Regions from separate parts of the Mus musculus genome. Here region 2 is linked to region 1. The links are chromatin loops, found by intact Hi-C in ENCODE. Cell type or tissue: left cerebral cortex. All regions are shown on one strand. Links, peaks and the distances in the headings refer to the core of each region. The heading gives the core; the rest is flanking DNA. Region 1 holds the start of E130102H24Rik (RIKEN cDNA E130102H24 gene). Region 2 has its middle 44 kb from the start of Dnajc6.

The links. A loop is a pair of places that touch in the nucleus more often than their neighbours do. Peaks named below come from ENCODE experiments on the same cell type or tissue, not always from the same donor. Only the 100,000 strongest peaks of a DNase experiment are listed, where the experiment ranks them.
Region 2: it touches region 1 in a loop (2.8-fold over the local background); 1 of 42 quality-filtered maps calls a loop at or near these places.

The regions. Positions count from the first base shown.
Region 1 is chr4:101,349,921-101,365,837 of GRCm38, reverse strand. E130102H24Rik (RIKEN cDNA E130102H24 gene) reads left to right here and starts at 9,590. Exons shown (of 2, transcript NR_040708.1): 1 at 9,590-9,757. 0610043K17Rik (RIKEN cDNA 0610043K17 gene) reads right to left here and starts at 12,055. Exons shown (of 4, transcript NR_040640.1): 1 at 11,950-12,055. It also overlaps the pseudogene Gm12795. In left cerebral cortex, for the core only: a CTCF peak has its summit at 9,495; DNase peaks (open chromatin) are centred at 8,976, 9,540, 10,223, 10,657 and 1 more place; H3K4me3 peaks cover 2,500 bases; H3K27ac peaks cover 2,500 bases.
Region 2 is chr4:101,498,902-101,514,818 of GRCm38, reverse strand. It overlaps a transcript of Dnajc6 not described here. Among named protein-coding and RNA genes, the nearest start is that of Dnajc6, 44 kb to the left of the region's middle. In left cerebral cortex, for the core only: a CTCF peak has its summit at 8,299 (motif pointing left); a DNase peak (open chromatin) is centred at 8,285; H3K4me3 peaks cover 66 bases; H3K27ac peaks cover 203 bases.

The DNA of each region.
Region 1 (15,917 bases), core at 8,235-10,734:
CACACACACACACACACACACACGCACATGCACACGCGCGCGTGCGCGCGCACACAGACACACACACTACCCATGCTCTGGGTCACAAACTCACATTCATACCTGTGTGACTGGCATTTTACATGGGTACCGGGACGTGAACTTAGGTTTTCCTGTTTTTTGATGCAAACCTCAGCCATCTCCACAACCATGCTTGTGATTATTCTGTAGATAAATATTCTGTTTCATAAATAGCCCAGCCTGCAATTACATAGCCTGACCTCAGGGAGCCTTTGAAATCCTGGCTGTAGCTCTTGTTGCCTTCTTTCTGTGAGGACTCCAGTGACTCGGGAAGAGAGGTAACTGTAGATGCACCCACAGGCAAGGTGCATGCTATTAGAGAGAACAGATGAGGTAAATGTTTGACAGCTGTACCATTCAGGTTAGTAGAAGAAATCTCACTGGACAATACGGGTCAGTGTTTAGAAAGCACACACTACGGCCTGTGGATTGTGGCATTATTTTGGTGGGTTGACCAATTTATGCATATGTTATATGCACATGCATGTACACCTATGTGTGCACATGTGGAGACCCGGGAAGGACATTGGGTTTCCATTAACACTGTCTACCTTAGCTCCTTTGAGTCTCTCCACGAACCTGCAGCTACACTTTCTTATATTTTATACTTTTGTTGATTTGAACTCAGCAAAACCTCAAAAGCTATACACATGTCTTAGTCTGCTTTCTGTTGCTGTGATAAGGACCTCCACCAAAAGCAACCTGGGAAAGACCCTATTTGACTTACATATCCTCAGCCACAGTCCACTGAGAGAAAGCTAGAGGCAAGAGGCCATGGAAGAATGCTGCTTATTGGCTTGCTTCCTCTGGCTTGCTTAGTTTGCTCTCTTGGATGTCTTGGAATGACCTACCCAGGCTTGGCATTGTGCACAGCAGGTTTGGCCCTCCCACACTAATCATTAATCTAGAAAAATGCCCCACAGGGTTACCTACAAGTAAGTCTTGTGGAGGCATTTTCTCAATGGAAGTTCTTTCTTTTTAGATGACTCTAACCTGTGTCAAGTTGACAAACAAACGTAACATACAAAAGTAAACAGATGAGCGGGGCATGTTATACCTAAGAAAGCACTTGAAACTTAAAGCTCACATTTTACAACACTCAGGACTCTAGAATGGTGCCCTGCAGGCTCCTCCATCGTGAAAATGAGATGGATCTGAACCATGTAATGGTTTCTGTAGTCTTTTGAGTAGGCAACACTGTTTTTTTCTGTCATTGGAAAACAACCATGAATTTTGGCACCAATAATGCTCCAGTGTGATGACTTTACGGGTGGTGCCACACCACAAGAAGAACAGCCACAATGCCATTCAAAACTGTCATGCCACAGCCCATGTGGGACTAACATCCGGTCAGTTTGCTAACAATCCAGTACCTACATCATCTTCATTTGTCAAATATTCATCATGCAAGTATTCGATAACCAGATAGGTGGCAATGAGCAGGAAGCAAGGAGGACGGCAGACAGGAGGAGGAAATAGAGAGCACCTGGACAGGCCTCTGCTGAGCCATGGCTTGACTGGCTGCAGCAGATGGGAAAATGCCATTGTACTTATTGGGCAGGACTTGTGACTGGTCCCCATCCAACCGGAATAGAATCCTCTCTAGGTGGGGACTAAGTCCCAGTGCAGAACCTTCCCTGCAAGTCACAAGCCACTTGGTTCCATCTTTTCACTCTACCAACTGTACTGCCTTCCTGAGTGCAGTTGGAATAAATACATGGATGGAGTAAAAGGGCTGGGGTAGCAAGGCATTGCTCCTCACCCCAAGAAGATCTCCGACTTTCTAACTTTTAAAAAAAGTGAAATAAATAAGAAAATACCAGCCAAGCCCAATGGATCTTGTCTCTAGTCCCATGAAGTGGGACGAGAGAGCGAGGAGAGTTCAAAGTCATCTTTGGGTACAAATTTGAACTCAGTGGTCTCAATTAGGTATGGCTCCGGCAGCATATCCAAGTTCAGTTCTCATGTCTGGCTGCCAGACTCCAGCTCCAGAGGCTCTGATACCTCTGACCTCCAAGGGCACTTGCACTCTCACACACATGTGTACACTCTCACAAAATTTGAAAAAAAAATCTTTAAAAGGGTGAGTATAATCAAAATAGGTTGTATGAATGAAAATGTCACGAGACCCATCATTCATAATTAATATGTAATAATAAAACAATTTTTAAAATAGAAAATATCAAAGTAAATTGTACGTACTCATTATAAGACACAGTTTGTCAGACTTTGGTTTCAGTTGTGATGAGGTATTCCCTGGATCAAAAATGAAACAATAAAAGCCACTTATGAAATGACCATGGCTGGGGAACACACTGTTCACAGATAGCAGGCTGGGGGTGTGGCTCAGAAGTAGAGGAGTCTCTATTATGCTGAAAAGTTCTGGGCTTGAGTCCCCAGCATAAAGCCTTGGGGGCAAGGAGGGAGGGAGAGGGAGAGGGAGAGGGAGAGGGAGAGGGAGAGGGAGAGGGAGAGGGAGAGGGAGAGGGAGAGGGAGAGGGAGAGGGAGAGGGAGAGGGAGAGGGAGAGGGAGAGGGAGAGGGAGAGAAATCAGAGCATGCTTGGAAACTTCCATCTCCATTGTCCCTTGGCATTTGAAGAAGCAAGGCGAATGCCAGGCCCTGTAGGGAGGGACTATCCCTATCAATGCCAGGAAGAACTTGAAATTTGCCTGTAAATTAAATTGCCACGCTAGTGCCATACATTTTCCAAACCACCTTCCCAGACTAGATTCCATTTGAGCTTCTTGCGCATTGCAGCATGAAAACCTCTGTGGCAGGTTTCAGTGGCGCCTTGTCCAAGTTTTAATGACAAGAAAACAATAAAACCAGGATATCTTTTTTTTTTTTTAATTATTATGCTCTTTGCCTCATCTACTGTGAGAACGAAGACCTTTCTCAGCACTCAGACTGCCGACATTCCAGAAAATTCAACATCACTCTGAAGGGGCGCGAAGGGCCCCTGGGGAACTCTGCGGAGGGACTTCAATCACGTAGAGCCAAGTCTCCTTGGAAAGACAAAGAAAAGGCTCTGGATTGACAAATAGTGGGGTAACAGAAAGGAACTGGCCACTGTCAGAACCATCTGCAGTTACATTCAGAACAAGATCAAGGATGTTACACTGGGCTTCTGTTAAGATGAGGTCTGTGGCACCGGGCTGTGGTGGCGCACGCCTTTAATCCCAGCACCTGGGAGGCAGAGACAGGTGGATTTCAGAGTTCGAGGCCAGCCCGGTCTACAAAGTGAGTTCCAGGACAGCCAGGGCTATAAAGAGAAACCCTGTCTTGAAAAACCAAAAAAGAAAAAAGATGAGGTCTGTGTATGCTCCCTTCCCCATCAACAGTGTTGTTCAGGAAAATGGGTCTTTAGTTGAAATTTGAATTTCTTGGGTGGAAAATCCATCCGCAGGGTTCAGATGAGGCCAGGTGCTGCTTGCTCTGTCTCCCAAGCCCAGAAGGATGAGTTAATCCTTGAAGGAAATGATGTTGAACTTGTTTCAAATTCAGTCGCTCTGATTCAGCAAGCCACAACAGTTAAAAACAAGGATCTCAGAAAGTTTTTGGACGACATCTATGTGTCTGGGAAGGGAACAGTGCAGCAGGTTGGCAGGTAAGACCTAAGGTACCCAGCTCAGAAACAAGATCCTGGTTACCAGTGCAATGGGGGCTCTTTGGGGACAATAAAAGACTTACATATTGAAGAAAATTATTGCTATTATTATTATTTGTAATTTTGTGTATCAGTGTTTTGTTGGCATGTGTGTCTGAGCTTGATGCTCATGCAGTGCCTATGGAGGCCAAAAGAGGGAGTCAGACCTCCTAGGCCTGGAGTTAATGATAGCTGTCATGATCTCTATAGCCCCAGGGTTGCCTTTTTGGAGTATCTTCATAGTAGGTTTGGGGAGAATCGGGGTTCAGAGGACAAGAACTGAAGAGACCAGAACACATCTTCAATAGCCCAGCCTTGGGTGCTGAAAGTAACTTACATAGTTCATGATGCTGCCCAGCTGAAATGGTGTTCTAGTGCTGTAATAAACATCAGACCCAAAAGCAACTTGGTAGATAAAAGGGTATCTTTTATCTTATATTCTGTCGCAAGGGGAACCTAAGGCAGGAACTGAAGTAGAGACCATGGAGGAGTGCTTTGTTCTGGCTTGTTCCTCAGGAACGGCTTGCTTTGCTTTCTTGTACAGGCCAGGGCCACTTCCCCAGGATGACACCGCTCACAGAGGTCTTGGCCCTCCCACATCAACTATTAATATAGAAACTGGCCCACAGGTTTGCCTATCTGATGGGGGAGTCTTCTCAATTGAGGTCCCCTTTTCTCAGCTGATCAGTGTTTGTGTCAAGTTGAAGACAACAAAAACAAACAAACAAACAAAGCAAAACCAAACACAGCGCCAACAAAAACCCAGCACAATCCCTACATAAGCAAGATATAGGTTTGTATGATTTAAGATATAGAGATTAGGGGGCCGGTGAGATGGCTCAGCGGTTAAGAGCACTGACTGCTCTTCCAAAGGTCCTGAGTTCAAATCCCAGCAACCACATGGTGGCTCACAACCATCCATAACAAAAATCTGATGCCCTCTTCTGGAGTGTCTGAAGACAGCTACAGTGTACACACATATAATAAATAAATAAATAAATAAATAAATAAATAAATAAATAAATAAAAGGTTGAGACTGTTATAAACTATGGGAACTTCTGGAGTTGGACTGAATACATTTAAAAAAAAAAGATATAGAGATTAAACTACCTTCTCGAGGGTAATTTCTGTCTTAAGGAATAAAAGCCGTAGGGAGAAGAAAACCCAAAAATATAGATACATAAAGTTTTTCTTGCTTGAAACCTGTGCCAGTCACACACTTCAATTTAGACTCACTCACTTCCTCAGCTAGGGTCTCATGTAACCCTGTAAACTGGTCTCAAGCTCATTTTGTAAGGGAGACTAACCTTCAACTCCTGAGTCTCTTGCTCCAGTGCCCCACCCCCACCCCCAAATACTGGAATTACAGATGTGGGCTACCACCAGCCAATCACATACTTCTTGAGGAAGTTGAACCAATATGTGTATTATTAACTTGCTAGATTTCCCAATAGACAAAGCCTAGTGTCTTATCCATTACTGAATTCCTCCTGGTGGATAATGAATAAACACTTGTTTAATAAAGTACAACTGGAGTGTGAGTTCTTCCAGAGCAAAGTCCTTATCTTCATCGTTCGTGTTTCTTAGCACCTGACTCAGGGCTGGGAACAAGTTCCTTAGAAAATGATTCTTGATTAAAGTGTTTTAATTAATTAACAACTAAAAGGGCTTCCTATTAACTACGTTTCTCCAAGAGCTCGTCAACGACACAACTGGGATGCTTCTCACAGGGTGAAAGGAACCTGCTGAGAAACTGCTTTTTTTTTTTTTAAACCACAGAAGCACGCCAATTCGATTGAGTTTCTTCATTGGTGTGAGAAGGCAACTTTTCACTCTTCAGAGAGGGAAGCTCTTTGCATGTGTTCTGACTGGGCTTTGCTACAGTGTGGATGGTGATAGTTCTAGATCTTAATTATATCTTAGGTCGATACCACAAAGCAGCAGCAGTGGTCTGCTGCTCCTTTTGTCCGGCCCACCTGTCTGTCTGGTCGTTTATACATCTTTTCAAGGTTACAATTGAAGGTCTTGAGTGCAGAACCTATTCTGGATTATTTTATGTCACAGAACCTTTCACTAATAGGAACGGTATTGAATTTCCTTGGTTCGCTTCATTTTCTACTGCAATATAGCCCCAGGTAGCCTAGAACTTGAGCTCCTCCTGCCTCTGCCTTTCCAAGTGCTGGGATTATAGCACGAGCTACTCCTGGGATAGCCACTCTCCAGTGAACATGTTGTTCCAAATATCACGCTTAGTGTTTTCCGTGTCTTTTACTAAACTTTAATCCTAAGGTGCTATGCTCATCATATGGGTAAAGAAGTGAAAAGCAGCCGGGCGTGGTGGCACATGCCTTTAATCCCAGCACTCGGGAGGCAGAAGCAGGCGGATTTCTGAGTTTAAGGCCAGCCTGGTCTACAAAGTGAGTTCCAGGACTAAGGCCAGCCTGGTCTACAAAGTGAGTTCCAGGACAGCCAGGGCTATACAGAGAAACCCTGTCTCGAAAAACGAAAAAAAAAAAGAAAAGAAAAGAGAGAGAGAGAGAGAAATGAAAAGCACAACTGAGAAGTAGTTTGCTTAGGTAGACACTGTTACACTGTTAGGATCATCAGAACTAAGCTCAGAACTGACTTGTGGTGCTTTGAAAGAGAAATGTCCTCCATGCTCTCAGACATTTAACCGCCTGATCTCCTGCTGGTGGTGCTGTTTGGGAAGGTTCTGGTAGGGCAGCCTTGCTGGAGGAAGTATGTCACTGGAGGCAAGCTTTGAGATTAGAAGCCGCCTACCTCATCCAGTTTGCTCTCTCTGCTTGGTGCTTGCTGTCAAGGATGTGAGCTATCAGCTTCCTGCATCTGCTGCCATATCTGCTTATTGCTATGCCTCCCCACCAGGATGCAGTCATGTCTCTCTGGAACCACAATCCCCCCCCCCCTTCCTTCTATAGGTTGCCTTGGGGATGGTATTTTATTACAGCAACGTAAAAGTAACTAACGCACGACAGCAAAAACCATGCCCTCACTTGGACATGGGTTTTATTTATAGGGATTATCATTTTTCAAGATATATATTTCTCAGGTATAAATTTGACAACTAGCAGAAGATTATTGGGACTCCTGAATGCATTTAATCAGCAGCTATGTAGTAATCTTGAAGACCAAAATTTGACCTTGAAAACGTGTGAGTGCTCATGTATTGATGGCAAGAGACGTGGGTGTTTTTCCTATAATTACACTCTTGGAGTTCGCATCAATTTCTTTTTCTCTTCAGCTTTACAGTTAAAGGAACAGATGATTTAGTTATATAATTAGGCTTCTTCCCACCTCAATGAAAGCTTATGGTGTTATAGCTAAGTTATGACCATTCTTGTGGTTATCGAGAGTAGCACATGGGGCCTCTAGCTATTATCTGTCCTATTCATAGATACAGATATACGCAGCTATGCAACAGAATCTCCCAGGTCCATATATATATAACATGGACATATAAATATGGACATGCATCTTTTCAACAGCCCTTTTTGGCCTGCTACTAGCACTGGGAGCTAATTCATAGGGTCCCAGACCTAGAGGTTCTGAGTTAGGGTGCAGATCAGGGACACTGTTCCCTAGCATACATTAGGCCCTGGGTTCAGTTCCTACTCCCCTCTAAGGAAAACATAGAACCTATGATTTGATTCCTAACTCAACAAGATTAAATCGCAGTTCAGACTTCAAGCATTTGTAGTCTAGTCCATGAAAGCAAAAGAGCAGGAGTCGGCATAACTAATTTATTTATTTGAATTTGAGAGAATTCAAAGAAGAGGAGCCAAATATAGAAAGAAAGAAAGAAAAAAAAAGATGGGGGAAAGCAGTTAGTTTAAAAAGTTGAGAGAACAAAGTATGTTTTACTTGGATGTGCAACCAAAGAAGCCTGCCAAGAATGGTCAGCAAAAGGTGTAAGAGCCATGAAACGACTTCTGTCCAACCTTTACCGGAAACACGCAAGGAATTTCCTAGACTGGTCAGGATTGGATTGTGGGAAAGGTCTCCTTCAAGCCTCCCTTGGCTTTTATGGCAAGAAAACAGTGTTGACTACAGAGAGCTGTGGTTCTCAAAGCTTGTCCCCACTAGCGGAAAAGCCAGTCATTGTCCCGAATCCCGACGTTGAAAGGCACCATGAAATAAATATTACGAAGACACAGGAGAGCTTTCAACTCTGTGAGCAGGACAGAAACACTTCACAGCACACATGTTGCCTTGTTCAATGACAAGGATGCTCCCCAGAAGAAGAGGAAAAGAAGCTGTGTTCACACACATATTTGAGTCAACACTCAAGAAAGGTGCCGGAAGAGGTCATGAACCCCCGCAGCAGTCCTGTGGGGTTAGCAGTTCTGAGTTATCCATCTTTAAGTTCTAGGCACAGGAATGTTACAAAACGGAACTACAGCTGCACGGTGCTAGGCTCTACTTTACCCCCTCAGCTGTCTCTCGGTCCAAACAAACTGGGGTCTAACACGGTATTTAGCTTAGACCTACCCTGTGTCTCTCACCTGTAAGTGGTAGCGCCCTAGTCAACGCTAAGGTCCACTTCTGCTTTCAATCATACGAGAGGCACGCAGAAGAGAAACAAAAGTGAAAGCTCTTGAAGGAACACACACAAGTAACCGAAAGCACCAAACTCTGTCACTGAGACCTGGCAGAGTTCCAGACATTTATCCTTTCAGCAACCGTGAACTCTGGGCACCTATCACGTCCTGTGAATGTGAATTAACACGGTAGAACACGAATCGGCCCAAAGCTCTGCAGCAGTCTTCTCAACCCTTCCTAGCACTGAACCTTTTATTTAAATTTCTACCTCAATAAATCCAGCCACGATGCACGCCCTCGCCCAACCAAACCAAACCAAACCAAAAAGCCCGCAACGCCACAAACCATCCCTAAGCTGTGCGTCCAGCTTTAGGAAAAGAGAAAAGGAAGCAGAAAGAAAATCTGAACTGGTCTGATTCCCCCTGCCCTCGCCATGTGGGGGTCCTCGGAGCGAACTGTTTTACAACTTAGAAAATGCAGCGGTCTTCCGATTCTGTTATTTGAATGGACCACTGAGCCACTGGAGCCAGGCAAGGGCAGGCAGCCGGGTACCCAGCAGAAGGATGGAGCACAAGGCCCGCACAACCAGGATCCGCGGACCCTGATGATGGGAGGATGCTTGGAGCACCCCAGCCTCCGGCTCCTGGGCACGGAGAGACCGGCGCGCACGCGCGCACACGCACCACGTCCTTCGCCTGGAGTTGTGTCTCGTCTCCCTTTTGTTTTTCTCCCTTCCCGGTCATGAGACCCGGAAGTTTTTTTTTTTTTTTTTTTTCCTTCAATCCTGTCTCTCTCCCTTTTCCACCCCCCCCCCCCCTTCCCCAATCTATCACATGGCAAAGCTAGAATAAAAACAGAAAAATGGCGACGGTCACGTTGTGGCGAGCCTTGCTGCGTCATTAGATAATCCTCATGCAAATAGCGGGATGAACAAAGAAAGGGGGGCTCGGGACCCCCGAGGGCGCAGGTGGGTGCGGGGTGCGCGCGGCCGCGGGGGCGGCGTCCGTGTGCGCGCTCCGGGTGCTGCGCTCTCGGCCCCGGGCTGGCGGCGCGCCCTGGCCGGCCCGCGGGGCGCAGAGAGCGGCTGTGCGGCGCGCGCACGGCGCTCGCACCCGGGCCGGCCCCGTATCCCGGAGCCCGGAGACGACGGCGGGGGCGGAGGCTGCTGTTGGACGCCTTTGGGCGCTCGGCGCCAGCTCCGGTAGGCGGCGGACCGCGCGGGGCGGCAGCTCGGGGCCAGGCCCGGAGCTGTGGCGCACTCGCTTTTCCCCCCACCCCCGCCCGGTGGCTGGGCGCTGGCGCGGTTCCCTCGCCGTCCCGCGGCCGCTGGAAATAGAGCCGGGATGTTGTTTACATGACGGATCCGGCGGGAGGAGTCTGCGAGGAGGAGGCGGAGAGAGGAAGAGCGGAGTCCCCGCGGCGGCGGTGGCGGGCCGGGGTGCGGGCGAGCGCCGCGCGGTCCCCGAAGCCTGGACACGGGAGCCTAGGGTAGGCAGGCGGGGGCGCGGGCTGCGGGAAGGCTGTCAGAGTGGGCTTTGCGGTACCTAGCCTGTCACGCAGACTCTTGGGGGGCAGGGGGAAGGAAAATGGAGAGAGGTTGGGAGAACCTCTGTTTCCCCTTACGTTTGGGAACGCCCCCCCTCTTATCCCCCACTCTTTCCCGCTTCTCCCTGGACTCACCTGTTTGTTTCCACCGCTCAGGGCTCTGGGTTTTTGTTTGTTTGCTTGTTTGTTTTAAACGTGCGCCAGAGGGGCTGGGCTTATTACTATTATTTGCGAAATTATTGGGAAGGCGAGAGGGTGTTGCTGTAATCGATCCTAGTCCAGGTCGGTTTTCAGGAGGGGGAGGGGACTTGGCGAAGACCCCGGCTCCTGGCCGCAGCTGACCCCGGGGCTCCTCCCCGCCTTCCCGGTGAGGAATCCTTTCCCTTGCCCCGCGAAGCCAGCTGCCACCTTCCTGGAGAAAGACCACACCTATGCTTCTTCCCGCTTTGGAGGCGAGGTGAGCTAAGAAGCCAGACAGTGCCCTGCCCACCAGAGCTTGGCCAGACCTCGACACCCCAGAATTGGTAAAAGGCGCTTCTTTTCACCTGCTGATAGCGTTGGTACGTCAGCCCTCTCTAGTCCCCAGAAGTTGCAATTCACAGTTTACGTTAAAATTTGTCTCTTTCTTCACCCTTCTTCCCACCGGCAATGAACTGTTGAGTTTAAGTTGAAAAAGAGAGGTGTCTCCCGCCCTGCCCCTAGTGAGGGTTTTTTTTTTTTTTAATTCCACAGTAGGTCTTCCACTCAGACCTGCACTTCTCCGGTCTCCTCTATCTCCCACTAAACTTAGCCCAGAGCCAGGCCTAAGCTTTTATTCCCTGTGGGCCGCACCCTGGCCCCTTGCCTTTCTACCGAGCCAAATGCTTCTCAAAGCAGAAGGCACACCCAGCCCCAAGTCTCTTCCAAGAGGGAGGGAAGAAGAAAGGATTTGGGGGGGGGTGTCCTCAAGTTCCGGTTTCCAAAACCCCCGTAGCATTCTCCTCCCGGAGCCTCCTGAATTCTTCCTAACAGCTGTTTTCTGCAGTGCCTTTTGCTCCTCCTGGCCTTATATTGGAGAGAGTGGATGGGGAGAGATAGCCACCCCCACCCCTTTCCTAGAACTAGGCAATTTTTTTCTCTGTCTTTTCATTTATTATGTTTGGAATATAAAATATGCAAGTGTGATTGCCTGTTATTAGAGTTGATTTTCTTCCTGGCTAGTGACTAACTGGGACTCCAGAGGGAAGGAGAGGTGAGGGATGGTGAGAGGGGGATCGTTCACCACCTATGTGTCCTGGGAATTGCCAGAAGAGACCCTTCTGAAAAAAGGCACTTCTCCCTTCCATGACATCACCACTAAGCCCTTCCAACTTTAGCTTCAGAACAGGAAGAAGGCTCAAAATAGAACTAACTACCTTAGGAATCCAGTTCCTTCACGAGATCAACTTTGAAATCAGCGGCTGGGGGAACAAAGTGAGCTGTGACCCAGCGTGAAAGGGAAGAGAAAGCTATAGTGTTAGTAAATGCTTTTCTCGAGGTAGTCTGGAATACTGAGGCTCATGAATGATAACTGAGGTGTGGTGTTTATTATTCATATGTGTTGGCATGTAAACAGTAGCAGGTCTTTGTATGTATAAAGTGGGACTCGTGGATTATGATCTGCAACCCTGGTAGATCAGCCTGGTAGACAGAAGCTAGGAAGGGGTACTTGAAGAAGAGTGAGTCTTAGGATGCAGCGGCAGCTGTTCTCTGAAAGTTGAGAGGCTTAGTGTAAACAATAATTGTAACTTTCACAGGGTGACTAATGTCCTAGACAAAGAAGCTCCAGTGTCAAGGTTTCTCCCCTTTTCCTTGGAAATTAACCCTGGTTGTTCTCTGTGTGGTGTGCTCTCTCTCTCTCTCTCTCTCTCTCTCTCTTTCTCTCTCTCTTTCTCTCTCTCTCCCTCTCTCTCTCTCTCTCTCTCTCTCTCTCTCTCTCGCTCTCTCGCTCTCTCGCTCTCCTCTCTCCACTCTCCTCTCTCCTCTCTCCCCTCCCCCTCTCTCCATAGACCAGGCTAGCCTGGAACTCAGAGATCACCTGTCTCTAGGATTAAAGGTGTGTGCCACTAAGCTTGGCTGGCTATGCCCCTGATTTGAGATAACACCTTTCTCCTTACCGAGCCGACTTTCCAGAAACAGCTGCTTTGCAATGTATTGTAGAAAAAGAACATACTGGAACAGTTGGTGTATACGGCAGCAAGACTTGCTGCTCAGTGGGTTAAGGGCTTGTATCCGGATTCAGGTTTAAAAAAATCTAAGTGACTGACAGAATAGTCTGTACCAGCTACTACTGTAGCCCCTAGCAACCCTAGGCTCCAGCCATCTAAACTAAAGAGGCTGATGAGATCAAGTTTGAAACTCATTTAACTTTTAGAATCCATAAATGACTCAGGTATTGGAAACTTAACTGTTTGGGAAACAAACATTAGCATGCATACACACACACACACACACACACACACATATATACACACACACACACATATATATATACACACTGTTGAATCTAAATACAGATTAAATATCTCTTGAAAATTAAGAACTGGAATCAAGATATGTTTTAAGTATAAATACAGTGGCTTTTTGAAGGCAGTATAGAAAAGAAATACAGGTTTATAATATGTCACTTACTAATTTTAGCTTAGTGGGGTAAAGGTTTTGTTTTCCTTTTGGATTTTTAAGACAGGGTTTCTCTGTGTTGCCCTAGCTGTCCTGGAACTCACTTTTTAGATCAGGTTGGCCTTGAACTCCTATAGATCTTATTCCCTCTGCTTTCTGAGTGCTGGGACTAAAGGTGCGCACCACTAAGCCCAGCTAATTTCAGTTTTTAAAAATGTGTCTATAGCCAGGCAGTGGTGGCATACACCTTTGATCCCAGCACTTGGGAGGCATAGGCAGGTAGATTTCTGAGTTCGAGGCCAGCCTGGTCTAAAGACTGAGGAATCCCACCACATGGAACTATTCCTCTGTCCCAGAACTCCTAATGTCTGCTTTTCAGGAGGTTAAAACCAAACTAACAAAATGTGAAAAAAAATTTAAGGGGGTAGCAGTGGCTTGTGGGAAATTTGGGAAAACTAAGGTACCTCCCAACAGCTGCTTGTTTAAACGTCTCCTGGCAGTAACAATGTATCTGAAAACACTAGGTGACGTGGCAGCAGTTGTGACACATGGTGACAATGTTGCCAGTCTTCTATTACCTTCATTTATTTTGTATTTTCTTTTAATTTCATCTCCTTTAGAGCTCAGGATTGCCAACTCCTGACCCTCCCAAAACTATAACACAGCAGCAATGAGGAATACTGCTTTAGGGGGATTTGTTTTGTCTAAAGAAATTCAGTAATGGCACTGGGAAGGCATTTGTTTGTTTCTTGAGACAGGGTCTCATTATGTAACCCTGGCTGGCCTGAAATTCACTACATAAACCAGGCTGGCATCAAACTCAGAAATCAACCTGCCTCTGCCTCCTGTGTGTACTATCCTTATTTTATAAATGACAAACTGTCCAATATACTGCAAAGAAAGAAATCAAATAGACAATCTTATTGATAACCAGAGAAATGAAGAGCCAGTGTTTGCTGAACTTTTGGACATGGCTGAGATGTGCTGAGAAGGGACATGAAAAGAACATTGTGTGACTTTAGAGAGAGTTGACTGGTTATTAACTACACACAGTGCCAGGCTGTGCAGTTATCCCCGCTCAGTGAGTGACATGTCACCGTGGCATGCCTTGCCAGTAGAAACACGTTTATTTCACACGAATAAGGCTAGTAATGAGAATGGGGGACCCTGCAGAGAAGTGGTGTGTGATTATATTTATGGTCTAGCCAAAGGGTGTGAATTGGAGATCAACATTAAATCTTTGGTATTATCCCTTTTAACTGTGCATTAGGGATTTTCAAAACCTAAGACTCAATATTTAAATGGCAGTGCGTCAGTAAATAGGACACTGTAGGCTAACAGAAAAACCATCAGAAGTTTTAGGGATGGCTAGTGGTGGTGATCAGTCTGAAGTTAACTTTTTGTTATGTAGCCCAGGCTACCCTTAAACACCAGATCTTCCCGCAGTAACCTCCCAGTGCTGGGATCATGGCCAGCTACAATTAATATTTTTTTCCTATTTGTAATGAGTAACTTTGTAAGAAACTACTTGGTTGACTGGTTGTTTTTATTGTTATTTTGGGTAAGTCTTCCAAAGATTCTTTTTAACCTTTATTTTTATTTTTATGTGAATAGGGTGTTTTGCCTGCATGCTTATCAGTGTACCGTGCTAGAAAAGGGCATCAGATCCCCTGGGATTACAGACCGTTATGAGCTGCCTTGTCAGTGCTGGGAATTGAACCCAGGTCCTCTGGAAGAGCAGCAAGTGCTCCTAACTACTTAGCCATCTTCCCAATCATTCATATATATATATATATATATATATATATATATATATATATATATATATATATATGAGAATGAATGATGGGCTCTTGCTCTGTAGCATAGGCTGGCCTCAAACTTAATGCGTAGCCCAAACAGGCTTCAAACAAAGCAGTTCTTTTTCTTAGCCTCCCAAGGGCAGGGATTACCAGTGTGTGCCAGTGCACACAGCCTCAACTGGGGTGTTTTTGATTACTGTAAAAGCATATTCTATAGAGGTAAACACGGAGTGGAAATTACTTGTGAGTAAACTATAAAGTCAAAATTCTGGGTATAAAATGCAATCCAGAGCAGAGTCAGAAAGTAAAGTAACTTGAGTAGCCAGGCTAACTACATTCACACTGAGCTACATGGATTAAAAGGGAAGGCTTTTAAAAGAGAGCATATGGAACAATCAGATTTCTGTCTCTTGGACATTTTTGGACGAAAATCATGAGCTTGAGGAACAAAGCCTGTTTTTTATTGTTTTTACTCAATTAAATTTGTGTGTGTGTGTGTGTGTGTGTGTGTGTGTGAGAGCGAGCCATGGCACTTGTGTGGAAGTTGTGGAAGTCTGTCCTCTCTTGCATCATGTAGGTCTCCGGGGATGGAACTCCAGGCATCAGCCTTTGAAAGAAGCAGTTTTACTCACGGAGCCATCTCTCCAGCCCCCTGCCTGTGGGACTTTGTACATGTCTTCTCTGGAAGGATGCTGGTTTGATCTCATCTACATGGGCCTGCTGCTGTGCAGCCTGAACATTTTCGAGGCCAGTGCCCGAAGTGGATGGGACAGTGATGTGCGCGTCTTGGTGCTGGCTGTGTTTGAATGTCAGGGCTGGCTTTGAACAGAACGTGTTGCCTTGACTTTTAACCGGTCTTTCTCCTCAAGGAAGAGGGAAAACAAAAAACAACAAACCAATCTGCAACCTTTTCCAGGGTTTTCCACAAGTCTTTGGCACATTTAGTTTCTTAAAGTGTAATATAGCCGAGTTTGCAGCAAGGTGCACACTGCATGCACCACTGAGGCTCCTGGCCAGGCAAGTGCGGATGTGGAGACCCCTGCTGCCAGGACACTGCCATACTATTTAATATTGTCAGTCAGCTGGTTTATGGTTTTCAAGTTAAAGGAGTTGGGGATTTAAATTAGCCAGCAGCAGTCTTCAAACAGTTCTGGCTTATGGGCAACTTCCCATGCCTCCAGTTATGTAACACATAGGCAGTTTAATGGCTTCAGGTCATATGTTAATTTTTTAGCTTGCAGTTGGCAGGAGCACAGTGTACCTTCAGTCAGATCATTTGTATTCTGTGTCACTCAGGAGCAAGGTATATGGCACAGCACTGTCCCTGAAGGACTTGGATTTTAAGAAATTTTTCGGAGAAGTAATTACGAAGAAATTGGTTCTTTTTTTGTTGTTTTGTTTTTAAACTTTGGGTTTTTTTGTTTTGTTTTGTTTTGTCTTGTCTTGTTTTTTGTTTGTCTGTTTGCTTGTTTTTAAGACAGGGTCTCCCTATATTTAAGGTTGGCCTAGAATTCACCCTCTAGCTCAGGCTGACTTGGAACTCAACGCAGCCATAATGCTTCCACAGTGCTGGGATTGAATAGGCACGGCCCACTATGTCTGGCTGTTTTGTCTTTTGTTGGTGTTGGTGTTAGTTTGGTTTGGTTTTTCAAGACAGGGTTTCT
Region 2 (15,917 bases), core at 6,943-9,442, 150 kb before region 1:
CACTTTGTCTCCAGGGGCACCTGGACACACATGGCATTCACTCACACAGATACATACACATACATAAAAATAAATCTTTGCATTTTAAGAAAAAAATGAAATAACCAACATAGCTAAACTAGGCAACGTTAGTGTGCATATTATTTTAAAGTGCATACAAAGTATATACACACTAAAAAAATATGTAAGACAACCATATATACAGTAGAAAAAACTCAAATTTTTTTTCTAAAAAGAACTATATCCACAGTCCTTCCTCTTACTACAGTAGAAAGAAACTAGAAGTCAATAGCAAAGAAATAACTAGACAGAACCACTCGGTTGCCTGGTAATGAAGTGCACTTCTATATGACCCTCTGGATTAAAAAAAAAAGATGTAATGGAAGTTATTAAATAGTTTATAAAAAATTAATTATGACACAATACTTGCAGCATCTATAACAGCCAGGCTCAAAGGGAGAATTACAGCTTCAAATGAAAATGTGTTCTCTCCTTCTATCACGTGGGTCCCAAGAGTCAAACCAGGCCATCAAGCTTGGCAGCAAGGGCCTTTATACTGAGCCGTGGTGCCGGCCCCTCTTTCATCATTTTAAGAGACATCCTAGTCAATGCTTAAGTAAGAGAAGGTTAAAAATGTGTAAGAATTGGAAACAAGGAAATAAAAGTGTCTTAATTAGAGAAAACTGTCAATGTAGGAAATTCTTTCAAATCTAAAAACTATTCAAATTATTAAGTGCATTTAGCAAGATCATCAAAATAAAACCAAGATCTAAAAATGCATCACATTTGTGTATCCTAACGAACAACTCAAAAACAGAAATTCCAAGTGCCAGCTTCAGTGGCAAAGAGAATCAATAACCCCATGGCATCACTTTCCAGCAGGTTTACATCCATGATGTCCCCGTGTCTCTGCTAGACATGATGGCATTCGCTCATAACCTCAGCACTCAGGAGACTGAGCTAAGAGAATCATGTCTAAGACCAGCCAGGGACAAACCAAGTTCAAGGCCAGTGTAAGCTGCACACATCATAAGACCTTATCTCAAAGGTGAAAGAAAAAGAAAAATAGGGTATGTTTTGCTCAGCTCAATTTCAATTACAAACAGTTATACAGTGTCTCCATCTTTTTTTAAAAGGCACCAAAATTACAGGATTGAATATATATTGTTCCAAAGTTTTTAACATTGATTCAAACCTCTCTGAAATAGGAAGGTCAAGAATGAGAAGTGTGGGTTGGCGAGATGGCTCTGTGGTTAAGAGCATTGACTGTTCTTCCAGAGGTCCTGAGTTCAAATCCCTGTGACATAGTGACTCACAACCATCTATAATGTGATCTGATGTCTCCCTCTTCTGGCATGCAGGTATACATGCAGCTAGAGCACTCCTATACATACAATAAATAAATAAGTCTTTAAAAGAATGAGAAGTGCAGATAGCAGTGTTTGCTTCGCATGCTTAGCAGATAGCATGGGCTTGCTTTCCAGCACTGCACAAAAAGAAACCAAAATATTCAGGGGGACTGGAAAATACTTAGGCTTGGTGAGTAAGAGTACTTGCTCTGCAAGCGTGAGGACCTGAGTTCAAATCCCCAGGACCCATGTAAAAAAGCTGGGCATAATTGTAAGTGCCTATAACCTCGGCACTGGTTGGGGGGGGGGTGCGGGGGCTGGAGACAATAAGATCTTGAGAGCTCACTAGCCAGCCAACTTAGCAAAAATGTTGAGCTTCTGGTTCAGTGAGAAACCCTAGCTCAGAGCAGGAAGGCTGCGAGCAATGGAGGAAACCACCGGACAACCTGTGCTGGCCTCCACATATCCACACATGCATAGGCATAATGCAAAAATTAAATAAGACATTAATAAGAAAGTATATGCATTGCAGTGTGTGAGCACTCAGACAGAACTATGTTATAATGTAGCTAACCAAGTACATACACCAAGCAGAAATTAAATATAACATTAATAATAAAATATATTTATTGTAATGTAGAAACACTCAGGCAGAACCATGTTACATTGTAGCGAGGTATTTGCATCTGTATGTAGACTGAATAAGAAGGATAAATTGTGTTGCAACTTCTTCCCATTACCTTGCAAAATACCAATATTGCATTAGATAAGTTTTTGAAGGGAACAAAATTATGTTATAAACTTTCTTAGATTTGATAGCACTTTTTAATCCTGGGAATTTTGGGGAGGGGGAAGTATTTTCAAGACAAGGTTTCTCTGAGTAGTTTTGGCTATTCTAGAACTCACTTTGTAGATCAGGCTGACTTAAAACTTAGAGCTCTGCCTGCCTCTGTCTCTTGAGTACTAGGATTAAAGGTGTGCATCATCACATCCAGTTAGTCCTGGACATTTAACTATGTATATAAGACCAACATACATTCTAGGCTGGAAAAACTATAAAGAGTCTCACCTCTTCAACAAAAACATTTCAAAGTTACAGGTCACACAAGCTAACTCAAACAGCTCTAGCTTCTTTCTGCCGGTGAACACTACCAAACCGAAAGCTGACTTGCAGGTTTCCAGTGCAGATTCAGTTTCCATTGATAACCACTGGCATGAGCAAGCCCTAGACCCCTGCCTGAGAAATCACATGATATTTACAGATCTTTCCTGCAAAAATACCATCTCACCAACCCAACCAGGCAAAAGCAGCCATGACAAAAAAAAAAAAAAACAAAAACAAAAAAATCACCTTGAAATATGTGTTTGCTCCGAAGATATCAAAGGAGTCATGCTGGTTAAGGGAAACAAAAACTAACATTTTTTTCACCTATTTTTTTTTTCACTGAAGAATAGAAGCCAGATTTAATATGTGAGGCCTAAAAGTCTCCGTCTGACCTTGTTCAACTCATCTCATTTTGCAGTGTCTTCTAGCAAAATCATGCAGGTCCCTATAACACAGACCACGCTCAAACCCCTGCTCTCACACATCCAAACATTAGCCACATCCCTCATCTGCTCACAGAATGTCATGTTTGTAAATAGTAAATAAAATCTCTCAAAATACAGAAGCACTGGAAGAGAAATATTTTCTCTGACTTTTTGTTAGTCTCCCCCCCCCCCCCATGCCCTCCCCGAGCTGAGGACTGAAGCCCGGGCCTTGTACTTGCTAGCCAAGTGCTCTACCACTGGACTAGATTCCCCAACCCCTTCTCTGCCTTTTATTTGCAATAATAATAATAATAATAATTTTTCAAATTCTCCTCTCTTGTTCTTTCATATCTCTATGACCTATTGGTAATTCACAAACTCTACTGTGTCTATGTTTCAAACAAACTAGAAAATTAGTCAAAAGTCGTTATTTTATTTTCTGGGGTTCATATTTCCCTGTTTTATACAAGATAAATTAATTCTAATATTAATATAGGCAATTTTAATCTTTATATTATAGTTATTATTTATTTATGTAAACATGTGGGGATGTATGGTGACTGAAGAGGTCGGGGGGAGCATCAGGTCCCCTAGAGCTGGAGTTATAGACAGTTTGGCCTGTCTGACGTGGGTGCTGAGAACTGACCGCACATCCTCTACGAGAACAACAGATGCATTTAACTGCTAAGTCATCTCTCCAGCCCCCATGCAATTTTATTTTAAAGCGAATTTTATGGCGTGAGTTGTCTGCCTACCTGAGAAGTGGTTTCTGGGGTGAACAGTCTGGGTTTGAATACAATTCCACTACTCTTACACTGCACAGGAAGTATTCCCCTGTACTACTGGAACAATACATAATCAACCTGACAGACAACTTGTCACACCGTCGTTGATCATAAAATAGGCTCTAGGACGTTTATTACTAAAACTTGTAGCCATGCTCGCCAATATTTAGTTAACTCATTCAAGTATCTTAATTGTCTAACACACAGGCCTTTTTCTTATTTGCAAAGCATTTTGAGATAAAGTTATAAAAGAGGCATAAGAGATAAAAATTGCCTCTCATAGTTAATAACCTCACTGGGCTGTCCGAGATGTACTGAGAACAGGTTACAGAAAGGAAGGCAGTTATTAAACCACAATCCACCATTTCCTGAACACCAGTCGTGAGACAGTAGCTCATTCAAGTTCAAGTTCTCTTTGCCAACATACTAAGCGCCAACCACCTCCATCACCTCTTGCAATTTCACCTGGTTCCTCTGTTAGCCGTTACAAGAAATGACTTCCAAAAAAAATCCCTCCATTTTGGTAATTTTTTTTAGCAGTCCTTTTCAGCTTTTTTTTTTTTTTTTTTTGTACATTTATTTCATATTCAGGTCAACAACTGGTGCTTTGCTTCCCAAAAATAGCTCTCCTGGTCTGGTGGACGTGTTCATACTCTCTCTGAATGCATTCTCGTGTCTGTGTGCACATACATGCACCTCATACATGATATCACACACACTCTTATCCACTCCTCAACATAGACACATCTCCCAGCACAGCAAGAAATTGGCCTGAAAGCCTCTCAGGGGACCCTAGATATACATTAACTCGTGACCTGTTTGGATTCTCAGACATCTTTGTAAATCAGAGGGCAATTGCTGACTTCATCTTTCTTTCAATAGCACATATATGGTTGGATGCACATGTATGCTTGCATTTCACAGACTCTTTCAAAATGAAACCTGTTATGGCTTGTTTCATCATTCTTCGGTGTGTTTTGGTTAGGACTCAAAGAACATAGTCTTGATAACAGAATACAGCCCACATGTCTGCACATACCAACAGCTTCAAAAACAAGTTACTCACATACGTTCAATAGTTTCTAAGATGAACTTTTTTCTACTGTGCCTGTCTGAAATGTTGCTCCCGATATACCCAAATCCCTCACGATCTGAAAAAGCATTAATGTCATCTAATATCACGCCATTCAGGAGATAAACTGAGACCCAAGAAAATCAACAGTCTTGTCCCGGTTTCTAAGGAGAGATGGCTGAACAAGTCAGAACCTGCCTGTTTGGATTGACAGCCCGCGGCTCTTTCCAACACAGAGCAATACAAAAATTCCAAATACCAGCTCCCATTAAAAAGGTCAGTAGACCTGAAGCTTAAATGAGCCGGGCCTGAGCCTGTGATTCAGACAGCTTTAATTGTTTCTAAGCCATGTCCATGGCCTAGCATGACTTGACAAATAGGCATTTTTCCCCTCTTTCTGCATTAACCCTTTCTCTAGCCCCTGCAAACAGCAAGGAAGTGCCCTCTTCGGAAACTGATTTTGAATAGTTTGGCCACATAGGAGTTATTTGTCCATGAGTGGCGGCTGGCTAGGAGACAGAAGAGAACTGTCCTCTATGCTTTCAGCCCGGCCTCACACAGCTGTTTCTTCCTCCCTGGAACTGCTTAATTAAAATTTAAGCACCAAAACCACATGGCTCAATGCGTGAATGTGAAGGGTCCAAAGCCTCTGAGCTGATGGTGCCAACAACCCCAGGCCCCACCCAGTCACTTTTAAGGCGCGATCAGAGAAACCCCGGATCCATTAAGACACTGCGTTGCTTCTGGTAGACTGGAAAGCCAGCCTCGCCCCTGGCATCCATCACACTGTAAAAGACTCATGATCACTCTTTGCTCGGGTGTTTATGGGTGCATATACCGCTGTCCATCACCAGGTAGAAATCTTTTAACAACCAGAGGTCAGACTCCTGTGGGGAAGGCCACACCTGCTACGGGGCATGCAGGCAGGCAGGGGCTGGGACGAGCGGTCACCTGGCACCACCGGCCTGCACCTGCGCACCTGCCCTGCCAAGGGGAAACCACAAGGCCCCAGGAAGCTTCGGCGGCGCGAGCAAACTGAGCAGCTGCGGAGAAGCACGGCCTGAGCTCCAGGCTGCGGAGATGTCGGCCCCTCGGCAGGCACCAGGATCTAGAGAATCAAGGATGCAGAAAGAAGTGCGACCCTGAACCACGTGTGTGCTGGGGCGAGCTGGGGGCTGTTGCCCCTCCCCCCGCTGCGGCAGAAATTTCCCAGGGCCCCGGCGGTGAACCCCGAAATCCTCCAGAGTCCTTGGTTGGGGGGCTTTCACGTCAATCTGTTTCTGTCCTTGCCCTCCCCTCCAACAGAATTCATGCTGGTGGGTTTTTTTTTTTTTTTCTTTTTTTAAAGGCAGTGAGGGGTGGGGGGCGGGGAGCAGGGGGAGTTTGCAACAGAACATCCCTGTGCAAGGTAAACAGTTCTGAAGGTCAGCGACTACGACTCCCTGCTGAGCCCTCCCAAAGAAGATGAACGAACGTTCATCTGGATATTCTCAGTCAATGCCTCTCTAGAAAACCCGAACTGTTTTAAGAACCACGATCTCCAGCTATTCCAATAATTGGCTGAAACCGTACATTTTAATAATTAACAATTATAAACACTCCCAAAATAAAAGTATCAAAATTCTGGAAGCGATTATAAAGAAAACTGTGAGATATGTGTACTTGGCCAAGATTAAATAAAGAATAAAAATATATTTTTAGTAACGCAAAAAAAATGGAAAACTGAATGACATGGTATTTAGAAAACAGTCACTTAAAGAGGACATATATTACATAACTAAAAATTACGAAGATACATCAGTAATCAAAGCAGCCAGCCATCAGCACAAACTAAGCACATTCACGTCGTGACATCTCCCCCAAGCGTCTACCAGCCGCCCCTCTGATGTCAGCCCCTTACCTTTATTTTCAGAATCTTTCATTCTGTTTTCTCCCGCTGCTGCACGAGAGCAGGCAAGTCCGGCTGACTCTGCAACCCCTGACTTTGGATTTGTCATTCACAGACAGTCAGCGATCCCGGGGGCGAAGTCCCTCAACGCAGGAGCAGCCAGGCTATGATAATAGCATACAAGTCAGCGTGCAGGGTTATAATTTTGCTTATGCTGAAGCGGAAGGGATGAGGATGAAGGCAGACGTAAACACGACTTCCAAAACATGGCATGGAACCGGATCTGGAGCCTAGGTTTGCCCTTCTTCCTTCCTTGGAGTGAGGATCCAACTGCTTAGTTTCTTCTTGCTTCCAGAGAGACTTGGTTCACGTTGCTCTGGGAAGGGCTGCGCTGTGGTCTGGACTTATTTTCAAGTGACTTTGGGAAGGATGAAGAACCCTGAGCGTCCTCTTTGTACTCTTCGCTGCTTCATTTACTCAACAAAAACTCTGGGTGGGTCAGGCACAGCTCTACATCCTGCAGATGGAGCAGTGTACAGGAACGGACCCCCAGCTCTGTTCTCAATGGCACCACACAGAGGCAGTGGGTGCCCTACAGTGGCCCATGTCTACTTCGAGGACATAGGTTCCTAATGCTGCTTCACCAAGATATAAGCTGATAAGCAAGGAAGCTTTGCACACCAGCCTGTGTCAGTGACTCAGCCAGGACCAGGTATGAGGAAGCCAGATCAGTAGACCCCTCTACTGAGAGGCAAGGAAGTTTCCAGCAAACCTTTTAGTCATTCTTTTCGCACAGAATTTTGTATCATTCTGTAACCCGGGTACATCACACCCTTCCTCTGTCACTTACTCAACAAACAGTCATTTTTGGCAGGTATTGTTTTACCTGTTGGAACTCCAGAGGATAAGAGCAGACAAGTCCCTGCCCTCATAACAATTTTTACCTTTAGGTGAGAGCATTCAGACAAGCAATATGAAACCATAATGGGCGGCAAACACTGTGAGGAATAACGGCACATGACAATGAGGTAACTAACAAGTGCCATTTTTAGACACGGTGGCCAAATGAGATGACATCTAACTTACTGAAAATGGGTCGGCATTATCATAGTCTTCTAAACATCCTTACTTAACATTGGGGCTGGAGCGTGGCTGATGGTACAATACTTGCCTAGCATATTCAAAGCTTGGCCCTGGCATTGCCTTGCAGCTCTTTATCTCCTGCCCGCCCTCAAAGAAAAAAGACTGTAAACTGCTTTTTCAGGTCTAGTGAGATGGCTCACTATGTAAAGGTGCTTGCCACCAAGCCTGACTCTGTCACCTGAACTCAATCCCTGGTACCTACATAGCAGAGAGAACCACTCAAAAAAAAAAAAAAAAAAAAAAAAGTTCTCCGCCCTCTATACATACACCACAAGACACATGTACACAAAAATCAATAACTTTTTATGTAAATTTAAGTCTTAATTTTTAAGTAAATAAATCTTTAAAAATAAAAGAAAGGGGCTAGAAAGGTGGCTCAGTGGTTAAGAGTACTAGCTGCTCTTCCTGAGGATTCAGGTTGGATTCCCAGCTACCACTCCACAGTTTACAACTGTCTATAATTCCAATCCCTGGGGATCTAGTGCCCTCTTCTGGCTTCCATGGGCACCAGACATGCACATGATACACAGATATATATTCAAGCACAACACCCATATACATCAGAATCAGTTTTGAAAAATAAAAATAATTTTTTCATTTCTTTTTTTAAGATTTATTCATTTATTTTATGTATATGAGTACACTGTAGCTGTCTTCAGGCACACCAGAAGAGGGCATCAGATCCCATTATAGATGGTTGTGAGCCACCATGTAGTTGCTGGGAGTTGAACTCAAAAACCTCTGGAAGGAGCAGTCAGTGCTCTTAGCCACTGATCCATCTCTCCAGCCCCAATTTTCTTCATTTCTAAACCCTCACAACATTCTCTACTAGATTTCCCCTCGCTAGTGGCTGATTGGTTGATTTGTTTGTTTCCATGACAGACTGGAAAAACTGATCTCCAGAGAGATTAACGCTAATGAAGTACAGAACCCATGTTGCAAGAAAACCAACAGAAGGAAATCCTTTGTTGCTTTCACCCCTGGAACTTGCTATTTAAATACAGTATTGACACAGAAGATGATGTGGTGGGTAAGATGCTAAAGACCCCTCTGCCATTACAAACTGAGTGGTGTGGGGCCAACCTCTCAAGAATCATTTCCCCGCCTACAAACAGGAGCGCATCGCCTGCCCTGAGTGTGTACCAGGCTGCTGGGAAGATGAAGGGAGAGAAGAGATGCAGAACTTGGTAAACCAAGCACTCTGTCACTGTGAGGCTAGCCGCTTGGGCACACTTATAAGGTGACAATTTTAAGTGTTCATCTGCTCATTGCTGCAGCCTTGAGCCAAGTATGGCCACAAAGAGGAAGTTGCCTTGGACACTAGAGGTTCCCGAGTGGATTTTTAGCCATTTAAATCTGAAGACTCCCTGAGAATTTGGAAATGTTTAAGCATTTGGTTTTGGGTCCCATTACTCCTTAGCAATGCATAACACCTTTCTGTTCATTAGAAGCTGGGGGCCAGCGAGGGGAGAGTCAATGAGAAAGGCCGAGATCTTGCCTGCCTTCTAGATGCCCCAGAGATTAAGGCTTGGTTCCAAAGCAGGGCTGTGTGGGGGATGGTAAATCTTTTAAGAGATAGGGTACCCTTGGGGGTCTTTCGGCCACTGAGAATATAGTCTCAAAGGAGATTGTGGGACTGTAACCCCTTCCCCTTTCACGGTTCTGGCCACAAGATTAACTGGTTTTGCTTTGCTGTGTGATCCCCCAATAATATGCTGCTCACCACTGACCCAAAGCAATGTGTCAACCCTATTAGGAACAGAAGTGAAAACAAAGCATTTCCCAAGCCAGTGAAATGGCTCAGAGGCAAGGACACTTAATGCCAAACCATACAACTGGAGTTCAAGCTTGGAACCCACCTGATGGAAGGTGAGAGCCAACTCCCCAAATTCGTCCTCTGAGTTTCACCTACACACAGGCATTCATTTGTAATAAATGTCAAAATACTTTTAAAAAATCTTTTCCCTCTGTAAGTTATCTCACACACTTTGTTAATAGTGCCAAAAAGCTGATTATCATAAATGGGTTTGTTATAGCTCCTTAACATTCATTTTATGAGCCTCAGGCCCATACAAAAACAAAAAACAAACAAAACAAACCAAAAACAAAAAACTGGGTATTTCCTCCTCCAAGGACTAAATCAAACCGTGCCCAGAAGGAGCACTTCGGGGGGCTGAGATGCTGCAGACCCCCTGCCCCGCCCTTTCATTCAATAATATTCCACAGTGGTGGACAATGTGTTCTATCTTCAGGAGCCTGCGGCCTCCAGTTACCAAATCAGGCAAACAGATGCCAGGACTGGCTTTGAATAGAGGGGGCAAAAGGGCTCTGAGGCAGAATAGACTGGGTCCAAATACGAGCTGTGCCATTTACTGATCCCTAGAGAAAGTTGGGACGCATTCTTGTTTCTGCTCCAACTGTGTAGGATAAAGGTAATAATAGGACCATCTCCTAAGGCTGGGTGAGGCCCAGTGGCTTCAAACACAAAGAGTATGGCACAATACCAGGAAGGAAGGTCACCCTCAGTGCTATAAGGTTAATATGATTACCTGAGTCAGCCCTCTGAGCCTCGGCTTTCCTCATTAAACTATGGAAAATAGTAATTAGTTTGTAGGGTTATTGTGAGGATTATACCCCAGGAAGGAGACAAAGCCTGTGGTATAAAGAGGAGTTGCCCACTGGCTGGCTGAACTCACTCACGCTGAATTTGTTTCAGGGAAGGAGTACAAGATATGAAGTAGTAGAGGGTGGGAGGAGGGCTTCCATTCATATGTCAAAGGAAGGAACTTTTTTTTAAAAGTGTGACCATCTCTGCAAATACCTACATGTTACCTAACACTGTTTTGGAACGGTTGCAAGCATGCAAAGAAGTTGAGTAAACTGTGCAGTGAGCCTCTTAACCATGCACATTTTGTTAACATTTCTTACATGTGTCTAACTCTACCTTCCCTTAACTAGTCCTTTGTTTGTTTTTATATTTTATTTATCATGTGCAGGAGAGAGAGAACATGCATGAAAGACAGACAGACAAACAGAGAACTCACACATGCCATGACACTTGATCACGTGGAGGTAAGAGCACAATTCTGTGGAGTCTATTCTTGGCATCCATCTTCTCATGATTCCAGGAATGGAACTCAAGAGGTTAGGCTTACACAGCAAGGGCCTTCATCCGCTGAGCTATGTGACACACCCCAGTTTATTACATTTTTGAGACAAAGTCTTACTATATTCCCAGGCTAACCTCAAACTTGCAATCCTCTGGTTGAGCCACCCAAGTGCAGGTTTTATCTCCTCCCCCTTTTTAAAGATGGGCCCCCAGATTCCAGTACTTGGGAGGCAAAGGTAGGTGGACTTCCGAGTTCGAGGCCAGCCTGGTCTACAGAGTGAGTTCCAGGACAGCCAGGGCTACACAGAGAAACCCTGTCTCAAAAAACAAAAAAACAAAACAACAACAACAAAAAAGGTGGGGCCCCAGATTCAGCAGTCCTCTCATCTCAGAATCCTAAACACTGGAACTACAGGCCTGAGCCACTGTACATGGGTAACACGTCTTTCTCTTGCTTAAAATCAGGAGGAATGAGATTTGAAGGTCTTATTAAATGGAAAGGGGTTTAACATTCCCTTGTGACACCATATTTACCAAAACCTTAGATCTCTGATCCTCAGGCCATTTTAGCCAGAGCCAGGCAAGCTCTCAGAAGTCTTGTCCTGCCTCACAGAGACTCAAGACCCTGCCTCGTTTAGGAACAAGAACAAACAGACCGAAGCCTTGGATCTTTCCACTAACTGATGTCTCTGACCCCAAGCTTCAAATAGACTTGTAACAAAGTCCATTCTAAGTAGCCAGTCATGGCGTGACGCTCTGTCTCAATAACTGGGTCTAGGGAATGGGTCTGGCAACTCCACTTGCCACCAAGCCCCTCTGCAGTTCTGCACAGTCCCTCTCTTGTTAGAAGCCACTTCTGAGTCACATGCCTGCTGAGATGAAGGAGAGACAGCATCTCAGAAGTACCACACTTGTCTTTCTCCACCCAGCTAAATCTGTTTGGTTTGCTCTGAGCACCCAAATGGCAGCTAAAGAGGTAAAATGGAGAGAGAAAAGTCACGCTGAGCTGTGGGGATGTGCAACCAAGTGTACTCGGAGACGAACCACAGAAGGGGGCAGGCAGGTGACTACGAGGAAGGCAGAATTACCAGGAAGCCAAGCTACCAGACAAGAGGAAGGAAACTAACCTGTGGAATGCCTACCACTTGCCAAGGGGTTAACTTTTACTGTCATTTGTGTAAATTTGCTGAAGATCTCATTTGCCAAAGCAGTGGCTTTAATGCAAGCGTGCTCACCTCAAGCTGCCTGGGATTGAATCCTAGGGTACCAGTTAATGTCACTGCAAAGCATTATTCAACCTTGCTCTGATTTTTTTTCTTATTCATAAAATGAAGACCATAAAACAAGGTAGTGTAGGCCAGGAAGAGAGCTCAGTGGAAACAAGGGCTGGCAGTGTAAGCCTGAGGACTGGCATTTGAGTCCCTAAACCAGCAGCTCTCAACATGTGGGTCACAAACCCACTGGTAGCTGAATGACCCTTTCACAGGGGTCACATATCAGACATCTCACATACCATATGTTTATATTATGATTCATAACAGTAGCAATTACAGTTATGAAGTAGCAATGGAAATAATTGTTTTGGTTGTGGGGGTCACTACAACACAAGGAACTGTATTAAAGGGTCATAGCATTAGGGAGGTTGAGAATCACAGCTCCAAACCCACAAAAAAAAAACTAGATGCACTAGAATCCATCGGTAATCTGAGCATTCTTACAAGGCCAGTGACAAGACAGTCTCCTAGACCCTCTGTGGCAAGCTGGTCTAGAGGAACAACAAGAGAAACCCCGACTCAACAAAGTGGGAGGAGGAGCCAATGCCTGAAAGAAAGTCCTCCCCTAACATACACATACACACACACACACACACACACACACACACACACACACACACACACACACACACTTAAATATAGTTGATAGATTAGATAGATAGATAGATAGATAGATAGATAGATAGATAGATAGATAGATAGATAGATAGATAGACAGACATATGTGTGCACTGTTTAGCTGGCACACATTACTACATATATGTTACAATCTCAATGAGAGTAAAAGGCAAGGTAATTTGCCAGAAGCTGCACAGACAAGTAGCAGCAGAGTCAGGCTACTTCATGACATTCACAGCAGCCCTGCAAAGAAAGGGCTACATCCTACCATCCTCCTGTATTGCTGTGAGCTTGACCCCCAGAAATACCTGGTAACTTACTCATGCCACAAGCTGGCAAATGAAGAGCTGAAGCTTAGGTGCACACTGGACAAGAGCCCTTGTCCACTCGCAGGCCAGTTTGACGAATGTTAGCTTGTACTGAGGTTACTTCATGGCTTGCTAAAGGACAGACGTCAGGGCTCTGCCTCTAGAGTTTCTGACTTGGTGAGTCTAAAGTCGTGTGGGGTATTTGCACATCTAGGAACTGCCGATACAGATCTGGAGGCTAATTTGGAGAATCTCCGTCAGTTATGTGCCTGTACGCAATGTGTGTGTCAGGAGAAGGAATTGGGCCTGAAGCCATTAGTCAGTGACTTCTGTCTCTCAGGCAAAGTGGTGGCTACTTGTCAGGGCCAACTATCTTGTATTTTATGTTTGTATGTACATGCATGAATGAGTGTGTGTGTGTGTGTGTGTGTGTGTGTGTGTGTGTGTGTGTGTGTGTGATAAATACATGTACATGCAGGTGTGCTCAAGAGCTAGGGTGACAGATATGGCCTGTCACACCCAGTTCTTACATGGGTGCTCAGGATCTAAAGTATTGTCTTCCTCTTTATTCAGTAAACACTTTCCTCGATGAGCCATCTGCTCAGCCCCTAAACTCCTTTTATATTTGCAATCTTGTTTAATTCCAGTAACCATTACCTCCATCGAATGTGTTTAAAAGAGAAAAAGAACACACTGTTAGAAACAAGAAGCCAAGCTAGCGATTAACTGGCATGTGTTCTGCTCTCTTCTTGTCCTAAAAAACAATATCTGCTGGTACAGACCGAGCTGGTTCCAGCTGTGTCTTCCCAGGAAGAGCATATCTCAGGCACCAGCAGGGTGAGGCGATCTCTTATGAGAGGAACTCAGGGCTGATGAGAGTACTCCCAAGGGCCAGAGAAGTTTTCTGGTTACAGAAATACATCTACCCTCTGGAGGGTCCCTTTTCTACACTTAACAACTTTGAGGTATGATTAAAAAACTCATTCTCTGGAAAGGACGGATACAATGCAAGGGTTAATTTCCACTCTGCACAGTTTGATCATATTCCCATTCATGGAGAAGCCTTGAATTTGATCCCAGAACTCGAAGAAAACAAAAATACTACACAATTAAATCTAAACCAAGCAACTGATTAGAACCCAGAATATTTAAAGAATCCCTATAAAGAGAGAAGAAGAAAGAGACAAACCACCACATAAAAGGGAGGGAAGGATGGTACCAAGTCCTCACAGAGGCTCATCTGAGCAGCCAGTGTTTCTGGAAAGATACTTAGATCTACTATTTATCAAAGGAACTCAATTTTTTCAAAGACAAATGACCATGGTGGCCATGGTTGTCACGGCCATGCATGCCTACTGGCATCATGCCTATATACAGTATTTGGGATGTCGAGTAGGAGGGTCAGGAGTTCAAAGCCAGCCCGAGGTACATGAGATCCTGTCTCCAAAAACAAAAAGCAACAAAAGGGCCTGAAGCATCGTTTATACACATCAAGTAGGTAAGCATTAAAATGTCTAACACTGTTAGAATGGAGTATATACTTGTATGAAATTGTCAAAGAATAAACTTCCGTAATTGTAAACAAAAATGCCTAGCAGAACACAGAAAGGAATCAAGAAATTTTGATCGCCACTGGCAGAAATAAATTAGCATAAAGCTTCAGACATCAAGGGGGTAAGAGCCTTTAAGACCAAACAACAACAAAAGCATATAGCCTTTTATCTCATGATTGTCCAAGTATTTACATTGTAAATACAATTATAGATACTCAAAGTACATGTGTTTTAAGATTTTGTTTGTATTAAATGTATATATGGGTATGGGAGTGGGCGTTCACAGAGGCTAGGAGCTGGTATTGGATCCCCTGGAATTTACAGGCAGTCGTGACATGGTTCTAGGAACCAAACTCCAGTTCTCTGAAAAAGCAGCATGCAGTAAAAGATGCCAAGAGTTCCTAGAAGCCACATTCTTCTTTCTTACCTATAGGTTTTTTGTTGTTGTTGTTTTGTTTTTGTTTTTGTTTGTTTTTGTTTTTGTTTGTTTGTTTTTTTGGTTAGCAGGATGTTGCTACAGGACCTAGCTGTTCCAGAAGATTCAGCTGCCCCAAAGACGACTCAAAGTTATGGTCTTTCTCACAGCTTTCTGGACTTTTCAGCCCCATGACTACCCATGTTTGAGGTGTAAGATCTGTACTAATATTCATAAAAATGATAACTAGCCTTTTCTGAGGCTCTGTATGCTAGGCAAACATTAATTAGCACTGCTACAAGGCCATAAGAATTAGCATTCTCTTTTTGCTGATGATAAAATAGCTGAGTTTTAGGAAGTTTAAGGGCTCCTGGCCAAGTTCACACTGTCTCATTGTGTGCCACTCATTAGCAGCAGACTAAAATTGTAGCCTGACTACCATCAGAGAATGTGGCTTGAGGTGTTCAAGTGATAGTGATGTCATGTGGAAAAAAAAAAATCAGATCACACTTTACAGAACCAGATAAAACCGAGCTATGGATTTCTATCATTGGGTGGTAGCTCATCTTACCTCTCCCCTCCATCAGTATGTGGGAACATGTCGGTTCTGTGCTGGGAGATGTGGCAGAGGGGGACGTCTACAGATAGCCATGCCTAAGTTAGGTATTTACCTGCTAGGAGGCCTCCGGCAAGTCATGTAGTATCTCTTGATTTATCTCCTCAAATATTAAATGAAGGGAATAAGTAATATGTACCCTTCTTCCCAGGACTTTTTTCAAAAGCTAAGTGCCATGGTAGCTCCCACCTTTAATCCCAGCACCTCTCCGGAGGGAGAGGTAGCAGGGTCTCTGTGAGTTCTGATCTGGAGAGTTC